Linked DNA regions of Homo sapiens: region 1 is linked to region 2. A link is a loop called in an ENCODE intact Hi-C map of the cell type or tissue named here. Cell type or tissue: PC-3. All regions are shown on one strand.

Region 1 (8,000 bases), 71 kb after region 2:
TAAAAGACCTGTAACACTGAAAGTCTGGTTTCTATCCTAGAGAAACTAATGACCAGACAGGAAGGTTAAATAAAATACATATTTTCTCACTCCCTGCCATCTAACCAATCCTATATGTAAGGGTTTTTTTCCTTTTTTTTTCCCCTTTCTTGCAAGTGGTGCAGAAAGGAAGAAGATGTAGATAACACAGTAACTTTTAAACATAAAAGCAACATACATTTATTAGATAATATTTTGAAAATATAATATTTAGAAATAGAAAAGATACAAAGGAGAAAATAAAAATAATGTAATTTTAATTTATGAGGTGACAAAGCTCTGGCTTTATGGAGACATTATCCAGAGGTGCTACATGAATCCTTTCCAGAAATAACCAAAGCCAAAAAACTTAGAATCTCAACTGGACATCACAACTTCATCTCAAAGATAATAAACATTACCCATCAAGAATTGATTCACGGCAACAGTAGAGGTTGTCAAATTTCTGTTTGGTGACTGAGTCATTGACATTCATGGCTGGAACACACAGCTTCCCAGCTTTGGACAGTTGGTACAGCCTGAGGATGAGGGAAGCCAAGAACAAAAAACACCAGGACATTACAATCTACCATTGCTTTCATAGGAGGCCCCAGAAATACGTTGATTGGGTAGGCATGAGACCATGAGACATGACTAGTTTCATCCTGTTAGGTGGCCACTGAGAAATAAAGAATATCTTTCTAGAGCCTGCATATATAGCTTCACAATAAAGATTTTATTCAAAAGTCATGTGGGGGAAATCCTTGACCCACCTCTAAATTTTAAGGCCTTCACTGGAGACTATAAAAAGTGGGAGAGTGGGAGCGGGTTGAAGGTTGAAAAATTACCTACTAGGTACAATGTTCACTAAATCTGCACTGGTCTCCCTGCCTGCCAGAACTACAAGTGCATGAGACTACGCCTGGCTGTTTGTGCTTTTATTGTTTGTTTGTTTGTTTTGAGATGGAGTCTCACTCTTGTTGTCCCCGCTGGAGAGCAATGGTGTGATCTCAGCTTACTGCAACCTCTGCCTCCAGGGTTCAAGCGATTTTTGTGCTTCAGACTCCTGAGTAGCTGGGATTATAGGCGCCCGCCACCACACTCAGCTAATTTTTGTATTTTTAGTAGAGACGGGGTTTCACCACGTTGGCCAGGCTGGTCTTGAACTCCTGACCTCAGTTTTGTACATTCAAAAAGATGATAATGTATTGAAGCAGTGATGGTGGCTGGTTCAGAATTTACTTCCCTACAACTTTTTTTTTTCATACTTTTAGTTCTTTATGGGTGAAATAAATCATAGAAATGATCACAGAAATTGAACTGAAATAATTCCAATTTTACTCAGAGAATTATTACTCATTTGAGAAGCAGAACCCTACATCCTTGCTCTCCATGTAAGAATGTAAGCTCTAAGATGGCAGAGTTTTTTTCTGTCTGTTTTGTCTACTGCTAGATTCCTAGCATCTAGAGCAGTTCCTCATTCATTGTAGAAGTTCAATAAATATTTGTTGAATGAATGAATGAATATATGTGTCCAAAAAGGACAAGTTAATTGTTTACAATCACTAGAAAACATGAGGACTTCACTTGTTCTCCCACCTGCCCCCTTCTCACTATTTTAGGTTCATTATTTGTGTTGTTAATTAAAAAAAAAAAACAAGAGAGATCTGCTCACCTCATAGCAAGCTGAGATCTGGTCACCTCATAGCAAGCTGAGATGTGGTTACCTCATAGCAGGCTCCAATTTTTTTTTTTTTTTTTTTTTTTTTTTTTTTGAGATGGAGTCTCGCTCTGTCACCCAGGCTGGAGTGCAGTGGCATGATCTCTGCTCACTGCAAGCTCCGCCTCCTGGGTTCATGCCATTCTCCTCCCTCAGCCTCCCGAGTAGCTGGGACCACAGGCGCCCACCACACCAGGCTAATTTTTTTGTATTTTTAGTAGAGACGGGGTTTCACCGTGTTAGCCAGGATGGTCTTGATCTCCTGACCTCGTGATCCGCCCACCTCAGCCTCCCAAAGTGCTGGGATTACAGGCGTGAGCCACCGCGCCTGGCCCAGGCTCCAATTTTTAACATGTGTTTTATAGGTATGTGTTTATAAGATTTTATGTCTAGACTGCATAAAACCAGGTATGCCCATGTCAAATCTTACCTGTGAACTCCAGTAACACTCTCCTCTACTATGCCCTTGATTTTCTTAAACATGTTGGGATACTTTTTATAAATCCAGTGGGTAAGATCCCCTCCATCATCCAAGATCTGCAATAGTAAGCATCAATAACATCATTCACTTTGCTGAAGTCTCAAGGCTTCAGTGCTTCTCTGGGTCTTGCATCCCAATCTAATTAGCAATTTACAGATATTTAAAATTTCCCATATGGTTATGCAAAGTAACTTAAAGCCAGAGTAAATACAATAATCTGCCAAATAGTCATTATATTGAAGTAAAAGACAATGAGAGGAGAAAGGCCAATTGTAATTCGCGCAGCCAAACGACCCTCCCCGTGACATATCTACTGTATCAAAATATACAGCAACTAACCGAGGATTTTCTTATGGATTGGTAACTTGTAGTTACTAGGCCACTAGATCTTGAATCTACTATAGGTATTCAGAAAGCCTAAAGGGACTTTAAATATATTCAGTCAAGACTTAGTTTAAATAAACAGCCTCAGTTTACACAGCCTCTTGAGAAAAAAAAGAAAAATAAATCAATAAATGGTCAGATAATTAAGTCTCCCTGTCAGAACAATGGTTTATAAAACTGTATTCCTTAATCCTTTTCTTCTCCCAAAGTATAGGCACTCTCCCACCCAAAATATCAGGCAGCACTGTAGGGTTTTGCCTAGCACAACCTCACACTCTGTACAAACCAAATTAAAAATAACCAGGGAACCGTGCAGCATGTAGGTGTGCAAGCATGCCTCTGAACAGCTCATCTATCACTATTTCAGGTTGGGATTAAAGATAAACACAACGCTGTGCCCACTGGAGCTTTCATCAGCAGAGAAAAGCTTTTGAATTATAAAACTAAAGAAAAACCAGCTTAGAACATTGTTAGGCACGAGGCTGTGACACTTCAGTCCTTCCCTAGGCTGTCAGAAGTGTTTAGCAGGACTCTGCAAATTGTTATACCCATCCTCCTGGAAAGTCCCACAGAACTGGGTTGCCCTCTGCTGACATGCACCCATCTTGCAGTCTCATCAATTATCAACTCTACTATAAGTGCCAAAACTGCCATTCTGGACCCCAGAGTACACAAAATCCCCAACCTCATGTCTACCACCTGATCTCTTTTTTGCTTTTGCTCTTGCTGTTGACCTATTTTCTCTCACTCAAACCTTGCTTGAGAACCAGGATCCAAGTTAGGACTCTCATCAAAGCTCTTGTACTTGCTCCATACTACAAGTAGAAACCCCCAGAACAGATGCCCCAAGAAAGCAAAAAGCTCTTCTGAGTTTCTCTCTCCCATTCTCCATGTATGGAATCCCTGATGAAGTTTTCCCTTCCACAGAAAAGATAAGAGACAAGAGAGATTGAACAACTGGAAACTCTGTGTTGTAAGTTTCACTATTCTTATCCACTAGAGACAGTAGTTGCTGTCTCTAAGATTTACTTAATGAATGCTGCCCATAATTCTCACCATATAAATCTACTGCAGAAAATTATTGTCATCAGGAAATCTTCCAGAGGTTGGGAAGCAAGGAGAAGTACTAAATCTTGACAGAATCCAAACAGGTATGGGTCCTGTTTTCTGGGGTGACAACTGTTTTTGTCCTTGTCTTACTCTCTTTATTAACCTTCCTAGCAGTTTGTGCTGGTTCTACAGTTTGTAAAAGTTCTCCAGGTATAATCCTAATGTCCTCCCTGGGTTCCTGACTTTAAAAATCAATGTTTTATTCCCAGGAGAAACCCCCTGGCATATCTGCTTCAGCATCTGTCAGTCACACTCCCTTGTGTCACTATTAAAACTGTTGGAATGAGCTGACTCATCTTACAGCCACTGTCAACTCTGCTCCCCCACCCCTTTAGGATATGAAGCTCTAACCCAGCTTCCTCAAACAAGCCTGGTGCAGTGTGACCTGGATCACAGAATTCAGAAAGAAGCTACTTCTCTGCCATGCACCAAGTGAGGCCTGCTCTGCAGCCTTCAGCAGCAAGCAATGGTTGGACTAGAGCTTCAGGGATTCTTTTCTCAGTACATTCCCTAATTTCTGCCCCCTCCCCCTAGGGGAGAGGGCAGAATTATTTGCAAAATAGGAGCACCTTATACTTTGTGTAGCTTTTTTGGGGGGGGGCACTGGGATGGGGGCATGGTTTCACTCTCTCACCCAGGCTGGACTGCAGTGGTGTGATCTCGGCTCACTGCAACCTCCACCTCCTGGGCTCAAGTGATCCTCCCACTTAGGAGTCCCAGCCTCCTAAGTAGCTGGGACTACTACTACAGGTGCATGCCAACACATCCTGCTAATTTTTGTATTTTTTGTAGAAAGCCTATGTTGCCCAGGCTGGTCTCGAACTCCTGGGCTGAAGTAATCCACCTGCCTTGGGCTCCCAAAGTGCTGGGATTACAGGCCACCACACCTGGCCCTTTGTGTAGCTTTTTGCCTCTTTGCAAATCTAATGTGCTATGAGGCTTCAAGACTTGATCTTCTAAAAAATAAAACAAAAATAAAAATGAAGCAAAAATTAAAACCCTAAAACTTCATCTCGTCTTTTTTAATGTGGGGAAAGAATATAAAGAGAAGAAATTTGAACTTGTAAGCTCTTCAGGTTTACTATAAATTCATTATATGAATATTATTTTTATTTTTTTTCTAGTCCTGACTAACATTACAAGTATATGGATTCTAGAGAGAAGGCTAAGTATCTCCAGAGTTCTGGGGTGGTTTGTTTGGGTTTTTTGGTTGTTGTAAGGGGTGGGAAGTAGGCAGTAGCAGGGGATGGAAACTCATTACTATTGTTTTTTAACCAGCCACATGTGAATCCTGGGCAGTGCTTTAATGTTTCTAATGAATATAAATGCTTCCAACATTAGAACCAATAATTAAGGCACTCTGAGGTTATAAGAGCTTCAATACTCTTGGGGTACCCGTAGCATAAGAATCTAGTTCTGCTGGAAACCCAGGTATATCAGATAGAAATGAAGCCATTTTCCTTCCTTCTTGTTGGGAAACCCTCTCCTAGGCCATAACCTCCACCCATCCCCATTCCTGACCCCTACAGAATTGTGTTAGCAGAAATCTGACCCACCATGTTTGGCTGCCAGCCCTCCACATTCACACATCTATCGATACACCACCAAAAGTCATCTTCTGACTCTCCCTTCCAGGCAAAAACAGGAAATCCTGGGAAAAAAAGGAACAAAGGGAAACCATTAAAGACCAAAAAAGGCTGACCCCCTAATTTTAGTGAGAAGATTCTGGTTTTTCCTAATTTCCAACTCTCTCATTCTGCTATACTCCTTGGATTGACATTCTTCACTGATTGGCGTTGCCTTCAGCCCCTTTATCCATTCCTTTGTCTTTGTTGGTCATTCTGCTCTTATTAGCCCAAGGAGGACAAGCAGAATGGACAAAAGTATGACAGTTGTTTAAAATGTAATGAAAGGGGGCCAGGTGCGGTGGCTCACTCCTGAAATCCCAGCACCTTGGGAGGCTGAGGTGGGTGGATCACCTGAGGTTAGGAGTTCAAGGCCAGCCTGGCCAACATGATGAAACCTGTTTCTACTAAAAATACAAAAATTAGTTGGGCGTGGTGGTGCATGCCTGTAATCTCAGCTACTTGGGAGCCTGAGGCAGGAGAATTGCTTGAACCTGGGAGGTGGAGGTTGCAGTGAGCCAAGATCGTGCCACTGCACTCCAGCCTGGGCGACAGGGCGTGACTCTGTCTCAAAAAAAAAAAAAAAAAAAAGTGACTAAAGGGAAAACAAAAACCAGAAACAGGTACTTCTTGATCCACTCAAACTGGCATTCTCACCATTTCCCAATTACACTTTAATTTTTCTTGCTTCTATACTTTAATCATTCCACCCTATTATTAAGAAAAAAACCCTTACGTGTTTCTCCACTTGCTAAAACGTTACTAGAATTCATAGCCCAGTTAAGTGTCATGTTCCTAATGAAGTCTGATTAACCCAGCTGGAAATGAGCTCTCAAGGAATCTTAACTTTTCTTTTCTTTTTTTTTTTTGAGACGGAGTCTTGCTCTGTCACCCAGGCTGGAGTGCAGTGGCATAATCTCGGCTCACTGCAACCTCTGCCTCCTGGGTTCAAGCGATTCTCCTGCCTTAGCCTCCTGAGTAGCTGGGACTACAGGTGCGTGGCACCACGCCCAGCTAATTTTTGTACTTTTAGTAAAGACGGGGTTTCACCATATTGGCCAGGCTGGTCTCGAACTTCTGACCTCATGATCCGCCCACCTCAGGCTCCCAAAGTGCTGGGATTACAGGTGTGAGCCACCGCGCCTGGCCTCTTTTTTTTTTTTTTTTTTTTTTTGAGATGGAGTCTCACTCTGTCACCCAGGCTAGAGTGCAGTGGCGCGATCTCGGCTCACTGCAGCCTCCGCCTCCTGGGTTCAAGCGATTCTCCTGCCTCAGCCTCATGAGTAGCTAGGATTACAGGCCTGCACCACCACACTCAGCTAATTTTTGTACTCTTAGTAAAGACAGGGTTTCACCATGTTGGCCACGCTGGTCTTGAATTCCTGACCTCAGGTGATCCACCTGCCTCAGCTTCCCAAAGTGGGAATCTGAACTTTCCTAAGCCTCTTGTTTGTGTAGTGAATATGGATTTATAATCTGTCATGGCATTTATTATATATGTCCTTGTATCATCATTATTTATATATGTGTATTATCTCACCAAAATATAAGATTCTGAGGGTAAGGACATTGTCTCATTTGCCCTTACAGCTCTTAGCGTAGGTCAGTAAGCATTTGTTTAAAAAAAAAAATGGGGCAGCCGGGTGCGGTGGCTCACACCTGTAATCCCAGCACTTTGGGAGGCCGAGGCAGGCAGATCATCTGAGGTCAGGAGTTCGAGACCAGCCTGACTAACATGGTGAAACCCCGTCTCTACTAAAAATACAAAAATTAGCCGGGTATAGTGGAGGGCACCTGTAATCCCAGCTACTCAGGAGGCTGAGGCAGGAGAATCGCTTGAACCTGGGAGGCAGAGGTTTCAGTGAGCCGAGATCATGCCACTGCACTCCAGCCTGGGCGACAGAGTGAGACTTCATCTCAAAAAAAATAAATAAATAAAAATAAAAATAAAAATAAAAAATAAAAATTAAATTAAATTTAAAAAAAAAAACAGAAAAAAGAAATGGGCTGGGCATGGTGGCTCACACCTGTAATCCCAGCACTTTGGGAGGATGAGGCAGGAGGATCACTTGAGGCTGGCTGTTTGAGACCAGCCTGAGCAACACAGCAAGACCCTGTGTCTTCAAACATTTTTTTTAAATTAGCTGGGCATGGTGGCACATGCCTGAAGTCCCAGCTACTCAGAAGACTGAAGTGGGAGGATCACCTGTTCCTAGGAATTGAAGGATGCAGTGAAACACGACTGCACTACTGCACCCCAGCCTGGGTGACCCAGCAAGACTCCGTTTCTACTTTTAAAAAAAGGAAAAGAAATGAATGCGTATGTACAATTCACTGGGGTACACATTTAATATTTGTATTAATAAAGTATTAAATATTTTTCTATCATATATACAGCCATAAAATCTTATAAATAAGTAAATTAAAATGAAAGAACAAATGAAATGCTGAGAGTGCTAGCTGTACTGCCAAAGAGTAAAGGCAAGAGGCTGGCAAAGTCCAAATTTCTCTATTTCTTTTGTCCATCAAGTACCAGTGGATGTTGTGATCAAATATTAATCTGCCAGGTCAAGTCTTCTTTACTCCTGAAGCAGAAACACCAAACATTAAGTCAGGGCAAATTACTTGCTGGAAAACCAACAGAGTCACAAAACTATGGCTG
Region 2 (8,000 bases):
GGTTTCGCTGTGTTGGCCGGGCTGGTCTCCAGCTCCTAACCGCGAGTGATCTGCCAGCCTCGGTCTCCCGAGGTGCCGGGATTGCAGACGGAGTCTCGTTCACTCAGTGCTCAATGTTGCCCAGGCTGGAGTGCAGTGGCGTGATCTCGGCTAGCTACAACCTCCACCTCCCAGCCGCCTGCCTTGGCCTCCCAAAGTGCCGAGATTGCAGCCTCTGCCCGGCCGCCACCCCGTCTGGGAAGTGAAGAGCGTCTCTGCCCGGCTGCCCATCGTCTGGGATGCAAGGAGCCCCTCTGCCCGGCTGCCCAGTCTGGGAAGTGAGGAGTGCCTCTTCCCGGCCGCCATCCAGTCTAGGAAGTGAGGAGCGTCTCTGCCCGGCCGCCCATCGTGAGATGTGGGGAGCACCTCTGCCCCTCCGCCCCGTCTGGGATGTGAGGAGTGCCTCTGCCCGGCCGCGACCCTGTCTGGGAGCTGAGGAGCGTCTCTGCCTGGCCGCCCCATCTGAGAAGTGAGGAGCCCCTCCGCCCGGCAGCCGCCCCATCTGAGAAGTGAGGAGCCCCTCCGCCCGGCAGCCGCCCCGTCTGAGAAGTGAGGAGCCCCTCCGCCCGGCAGCCGCCCCGTCTGAGAAGTGAGGAGCCCCTCCGCCCGGCAGCCGCCCCGTCTGAGAAGTGAGGAGCCCCTCCGCCCGGCAGCCGCCGCATCTGGGAAGTGAGGAGCGTCTCTGCCCGGCAGCCGCCCCGCCCGGGAGGGAGGTGGGGGGCAGCCCCCGCCCGGCCAGCCGCCCCGTCCGGGAGGGAGGTGGGGGGCAGCCCCCGCCCGGCCAGCCGCCCCGTCCGGGAGGAGGGGGGCACCTCTGCCTGGCCACCCCTTCTGGGAAGTGGGGAGCCCCTCTGCCCGGCCGCCACCCCCTCTGGGAGGTGTACCCAACAGCTCATTGGGAGCGGGCCATGACGACGATGGCGGTTTTGTCCAATAGAGAGGGGGGAAATGTGGGGAAAAGATGGGGAAATCAGATTGTTGCTGTGTCTGTGTAGAAAGAGGCGGGCATGGGAGACTCCATTTCGTTCTGTACTAGGAGAAATTCTTCTGCCTTGGGATGCTGTTGATCTATGACCTTGCCCCCAACCCGGTGCTCTCTGAAACATGTGCTGTGTCCACTCAGGGTTAAATGGATTAAGGGCGGTGCAAGATGTGCTTTGTTAAACAGATGCTTGAAGGCAGCATGCTCGTTAAGAGTCATCACCACTCCCTAATCTCAAGTACCCAGGGACACAAACACTGCGGTAGGCCGCAGGGTCCTCTGCCTAGGAAAACCAGAGACCTTTGTTCACTTGTTTATCTGCTGAACTTCCCTCCACTATTGTCCTATGACCCTGCCAAATCCCCCTATGCGAGAAACACCCAAGAATGATCAATAAAAAAAAATAAAAAGAAAAAAAAAAAAAAGAAAAAAAAAGAGTCATCACCACTCCCTAATCTCAAGTACCCAGGGATACAAACACTGCGGAAGGCCCCAGGGTCCTCTGCCTAGAAAACCAGAGACCTTTGTTCACTTGTTTGTCTGCTGACCTTCCCTCCACTGTTGTCCTGTGACCCTGCCAAATCCCCCTCTGCGAGAAACACCCAAGAATGATCAATAAAAAAAATAAATAAAAAATAAAAAAATAAAAAGATATCAATATAATACATATAAAATATTTAATATTTTCCATCCCCCAAAGCATTTCCTTGCACAGCCTACATTTCATACCACTGCTCTCAACAACCATTCAGATGCTAAGCATTGCAAAATACATACTGAGCCCACATCCACTGCCTTCTCCAGCAACCTCCTTTCAAAGACCACACTTAACTTCCACATAATCATACGTTCACCATCCTTCATTTAAGTTTGGAATTTTATTTCAATTTTTTCCTAGTTTAGTGGATTGAATATGAATACCGACATTTGGAGATACACAAATTTTTAAACTTCCTGTACCAGGTGGGAGGGGAAACTACTTAGTATATTGGTGAAGATGGCCTATCTAAGAGCTAATTAGTTTGACAAAATGGGAATACTTCAGAAATTAATATGCCATTAGCTCACCTTTATTTCATGTTCATCATGCTGTTTAGAGTTTCATATAAAGTTGAAATGAATTCAGTTCAAATTCAGAAAACTGAAAAAATATAAATCAAGACTACCTCAGCCCAGCGGTGGCTCAGGCCTATAATCCCAGCACTTTGGGAGGCTGAGGCAGGTGGATCATTTGTGGTCAGGAGTTCAAGACCAGCCTGGCCAACATGGTGAAACTCTGCTTCCACTAAAAAGTACAAAAATTAGCTGGGCAGTAATGGCACACACCTGTAATCCCAGCTACTTGGGAGGTTGAGGCAGGAGAATCGCTTGAACCTGGGAGGTGGAGGCTGCAGTGAGCAGAGATTGCGCCACTGCACTCCAGTCTGGGCGACTGTCTCAAAAAAAAAGACTACTTCAGCCCAATAATTCCACTTCTAGGAATCTAAAGGAAATAATCAAAGATTCATGTGCAGCTGGGCATTGTGGCTCACACCTGTAATCCCAGCACTTTGAGAGGCCAAGGCAGGAGGATCACTAAGCCCAAGAATTTGAGACCAGTCTGGACAAAATAGGGAGATTCTGTCTCTAGGGAGATTTTATCTCTAAAAAAATTTTTTTTTAATTTAAAAATTAGCCAAGCATAGTGGCATGTGCCTGTAGTCCTAGCTACTTGGGTGGCTGAGGTGGAAGGATCATTTGACCCTGGGAGGTCAAGACTGCAGTGAGCTGTGATCACACCACTGCACTCAAGCCTGAGCAACTTCGAGACCCTGTCTCAAAAAAAAAAAATAAAAGATTTGCATGCAAGGATGTTTGTTTTGGAGTTACACAAGGAAAACATAAATAAATGTCAACAGCACAGAATCCTTTTTGAAACTAAATAGTGGAATATTATGTGTAACTATTAAAAATTATGTCCTGGGCTGCGTGCAGTGGCTCACGCCTGTAATCCCAACACTTTGGGAGGCTGAGGTGGGCGGATCACCAGGTCAGGAAATTGAGACCATCCTGGCTAACACAGTACAACACTGTCTCTACTAAAAATACAAAAAATTAGCCAGGCGTGGTGGCATGTGCCTGTAATCCCAGCTACTCGGAAGGCTGAGGCAGAAGAATCGCTTGAACCCGGGAGGCAGAGGTTGCAGTGAGCCAAGATGGCGCCACTGCACTCCAGCCTGGCCGACAGAGCGAGACTCCATCTCAAAAAAAATAAATAAATAAAAATAAAAAATAAATAAAAAATTTAAAGAAATTAAAATTATGTCCTCAGCTGGGCATGGTGGCTGACACCTGTAATCCCAGCAATTTGGGAGGCCAAGGAGGGCAGATTGCTTGAGCCCAGGAGTTCAAGATCAGCTTGGGCAACACAAAGACCCCGTCTCTACAAAAAATACAAAAATTAGCCTGGCATGGTAGCATGTCTGTGGTCCCACCTACACCCAGCTACTTGGGAAGGTGGGAGGATCACTTCAGCCCAGGAGCTTGAGGCTGCGATGGGCCGTGCTTCAGGCCGAGTGCACTGCACTCCAGCCTGGGTGACAAAGCAAGACCCTGTCTTCAAAAAAGAAAGAAAAAAATTGTCCTCTAGAATGTTTAATAAAATGATATTGTGAACATTTAAATTTTGCTGTCAAATGAAATATCTATGTATAAAGTCTTAGTTTTGTTAATGTGTTTATATATGAGTGAATATATATATAATTGCAGCAAAATATTAACAGTGGCTATATGTAGGTGGCATAAGAGTATTTTTCTTCCTCATACTTTTCTGTTTCTCCAGTTTTCTGCAATACGTATATTTATTTTAATATCAGGAAAAAAACTTCAAAAGTTACTTAAAGAAAATCCTATAGCCATTCGTTGTGGCTCATGCCTATAATCCCAGCACTTTGGGAGGCTGAGGCAGGTGGATCATCTGAGACCAGGAGTTCGAGACCAGCCTGGCCAACATGATGAAAGCCTGTCTCTACTAAAAATACAAAAATTAGCTGGGCATGGTGGCACGTGCCTGTAGTCCCCGCTACTCAGAAGGCTGAGGCAGGAAAATCACTTGGACTCACGAGGCAGAGGTTTCAGTGAGCTGAGATCACACCACTGCATTCCAGCCTGGGTGACAGCACAAGACTCTGTCTCAAAAAAAAAAAAAAAAAAAAAAAAAAAAGGAAAAGAAAAGAAAATTCTATATATTCAAATAGCCAGTACATTTTCTGTGCTTGCAATTTGTTAAGCCTGAAAAAAACAGATATATCTTACTCATATGAACATTAGTGTTTTTCTGAGCACAGAAGTCACCAGTTTAGATAAACCATACTGAGGACCTATGTGGAATAGACTCACTAGTTATTGCAGCCCATGACTGGGCTCATTCAAAATTCAAGCAAAACAAAAAGTCTGTGGTTACTAAATGAAACCACCAGGTGCCACTATTGCTTCACACAAAGTAGTAAAATACTTAGCATGACTATTTTTCAGGAAGAATAAATACATGCTTTCACTCTGAATAATATTAAAATCTTCTTAGAAAACATAATAAATTATTATGTTCACTTCATTTCAGTAATTTTATGCACATATCCCAAAGGTCAATTGGGAGAGATGTGAAAGTGTGGTTCCTATCAATTCCTATATATGAACCAATGGGGTTGGAACTGAAAATAAAAAACACATTATAGGAAGAAATAAATTCAGGCCATAAAAGTTGACTTTATCTTCTGAAATGCCCTACTAATAGCAGAATTTTAATGCTACTGTGTACCACTGTTTCTGTGGAAAATGTATTCTTCATTCCAACTCTGAATGGCAGGGGATACATGTCTCTCTACCCTGACTTCCACTTTCAACTGGTAGCTATTTAACTTCTCCATCTATAAAATAGTAATACTAACCTCATAGAGTTGTTTTAACGATTTAATAGCTACATCTCTGTAGTGTGGGTAAAAAAAATTTTTTTTAATAAAAAACTTGAAAAAAGACTGAATAGCATCATAAATAACATAGAGAGGGTTAGACAATTTATTACTTCTCTGTAGGAATAAAAAGCTTCCAACTTCTTTGGCTGCTGAGGCCACATCTAAATAAGACCAGGGAATCTCTCTATCCCAGTGGTAAAAAAGGGTGCTAGGTTGGTGTCTCAGGACATGGGTCTTTTGACTCATGTCTGATTCAGGCTCTGTCACCTATGAGGAGTAAACCATGACAAGTCACTTCATTCACTGGGCCTTCAGGTTTCTCATCTTTGAAATAAGGGGGTTGGATCAAATGGCTCTTAAGTCCCCTCCAGCCAAGAATCCCATGGTTCTATAAAACCTGTACCACAGAGATTGTCATTCTATTTTTGCATAATATACTTTTCTGACTCAACATTTTGCAGGAATTACAATTGGAGGACAAAGGGTTGTAGTAACCATTGGTGCATGCCATGATTCAATCATTTGACATTTATTGAGCTCTTCAATGTACCAGACAAAGTGCTAGACTCTAAGGATATAAAAATGATTATACTACCTCTTCATTCAAGGATTCTACAGTCAAATTAAGAAACAGACACAAATGCATAATTACAATGCAACAGGCTGGAGGTATGGATTGTGGCTTATCTAAGGAGCTATGGCAATACATGATGAGGTAGATACCTCATCTTCAGTATGGCTGTTGTTCAGTCAGTTTCATGGAATTAAGAATAACCGTGAGTGACTTTTCTGATTTGCCTAGAGCTGTTTTCAAGATGAGAAACTTTCTGGGCTATCCTTTTGTGGCTATATAGACTTTTGCCTCCGAGAGACTTAGACAAAGTATTTTCTCAAGTACACATTGCTTGCTAGGTTTTATTACCTATATGAAAATAAGAAGTGAACTCCCTGTAGCACAGCAGAAAGAAGACAGATAATTATTTGTGCTAGACCAGAAGAGATTGTCCTGCATTTAGCATAGATATTCACGCTCAATTTCGGTCCCATTATGTTTCTAAATTCCTTTTCCTCCTTAGTGTTTTTCACTGGCTGTTTCCTCTTCTCTGAAAAATGCTACGCTAAACTTTTCCAAATCTTTCTCAACTGGGTCAGCAACTCTAAACCCCTGCTGCATCTCTGCTCTTGCCAATATACCTTCATTGATCTGAGACTCTCAAACCAGGGCATTAAGGGGTTGGAGAAGAAATGAAAGAGCAAATGCCAACCTGTGCTACCTAGCAATTTCAAAGGCTACCAAATCCCCATCTGCTTACCAGACTTTCAGTAGTAAGCTCCGGCAAATCCTGGATGGTACAGCAAGGATAATCCAGGACTGAGATGCTGTAAGATGCAGAGATAAGGACAGGCTTTAGGTAAATGGCAACAGCAGGAATTGGCTGTATCTGGAAAGGGCAGGAGTTATTTCTCTCCAGCAGCCCCTATCCATTTCCCAAATTGCTTAGTGACCTCAGCTGAAATGAGGGCTCTGGTGCCAGGCAACTCTAGCTCCAGTCTCCTTTCCTGTCATGAGAGGAACCAATGAGTTCTTTGAGGCTGGCACCCATCTGGTAGATGCAAAAGAAAGCAGAAAGAGAGCCTCTTTTCTTAGCACTCCTTGCTTCTTTAAAGGAACATGTAAACTTGAGTGCATTTGTGTTTCTGCATTTAACTGTATGTGTGAATATAACTGCTCCCACAGACACTGCCCAAACCCATCCCACTGGATAACAATCTGAGGATGGGAGGATGAAATGATCCTCCTGTGTCTCTCACCAGATCTTTCTGAAAGCTGGGAGCTCTGGGGAATGATTACAGAAGCCACTCCTAAAGGAAGCTTGAGACAGGGGCAGTTTCCTATAGAAAGGCTAATCTAGTAACTCAAGAATGGTAATAGCTGACAGTGGGGGACTGCAAGCTACAGCTCTGTAGTGAGCCCAGGGAAGCAGGCATGAGTTAGGAGGGGAAATAAGGCATTGCATTATGACAAGGACATAGTTACAAAATAAATGACAGCTGTCTCTTTCCTCTTCTCCCTTCTTCACTGACACAATACAGAATCTGGACTAGCTAATCTCTAATGCCCCTTCTGGTTCTGATGTTCCATGAGGTTTTGAACACCAACCTATCTGAACTAGTGCAGCTGGAAATGGATAAAGGATGTTGGCAAAGCAGTGGCTTTGACGACGACAAGTTCACACTGCTATAATGAACCTGTCTCTACATTTTAAAAGTCAAAACTTCTATACAAGTAAAAGGCAACAATTTATTTGGCCAGAAATGTTTACCTTTGTCCAAGATAACCTGGGGGACCAGGGTAGGAGAGGAGAAGGGTCAGCTTGGGAGAGGGCAGTGTCAAACTACCTGTAATGTTGTTCATCATCTTGATTCACTCTATTGGATTTTCCCAGGGTTGCCAGTTCTGTACTGCTCCATTAGGATGAACATTCTTGGCTGGCTCATCCACCTATCCACCCACCTCCCACTGACAAAGCCCTATGGCAAAGTAGTTGCCGGCGACCAGGAAATGGGGGTGGGAAATCAAAGATAGATTTGTTCCATTCTCTTAGTGAATTGAAATCTAGCCTAAGGGGGCATAAAATTAATTTACAAGTATCTAGAACATCTAGATTGTTAAGAGCCATGAGAAAATTCTGCAATAATGAGCTGTGATCTCCAAGTTCTCAGAGATCATTCAAAAGTAAAACTTACAGATGGTGCATAAGAGGATCATCTTGTTCAGGCCAACCTTAGCAAAAGGTGTAGTCTGTTGCTACCACTCTTCCAACTCCAAACTGAACCAAATGGACATCTATTGAATTGTCTGTACCTCCCATTCTAGGTCCATGGGTGCAGAAGGAACATTCAATTTCTGTATACCACTCCCCTAGCCACAGTTGATCTAGGAGTGAACCTCTAACCCAGGGAATCTGGAATAGGGATTGAAGAGTCAATTCAGTCTCTGAGGTGGGGCATGTTTAGCTCATATAGAC

What was found. Hi-C counts contacts between places; a loop is a spot of excess contacts. Peaks named below come from ENCODE experiments on the same cell type or tissue, not always from the same donor. Only the 100,000 strongest peaks of a DNase experiment are listed, where the experiment ranks them.
Region 1: it touches region 2 in a loop (22-fold over the local background); 13 of 110 quality-filtered maps call a loop at or near these places.

What each region holds. Positions count from the first base shown.
Region 1 is chr7:129,397,654-129,405,653 of GRCh38, reverse strand. AHCYL2 (adenosylhomocysteinase like 2) reads right to left here. Exons shown (of 17, transcript NM_015328.4): 6 at 5,270-5,364; 7 at 2,169-2,275; 8 at 441-557. It also overlaps the pseudogene RNU7-16P. Among named protein-coding and RNA genes, the nearest start is that of STRIP2, 33 kb to the left of the region's middle. In PC-3, a CTCF peak has its summit at 3,202 (motif pointing left); a DNase peak (open chromatin) is centred at 4,033; H3K27ac peaks cover 1,352 bases.
Region 2 is chr7:129,469,000-129,476,999 of GRCh38, reverse strand. It overlaps STRIP2 (striatin interacting protein 2), which reads right to left. Exons shown (of 21, transcript NM_020704.3): 18 at 6,285-6,351. Among named protein-coding and RNA genes, the nearest start is that of SMKR1, 30 kb to the left of the region's middle. RefSeq lists an enhancer at 6,622-7,161. In PC-3, a CTCF peak has its summit at 4,493 (motif pointing right); DNase peaks (open chromatin) are centred at 4,449 and 5,279; H3K27ac peaks cover 1,942 bases.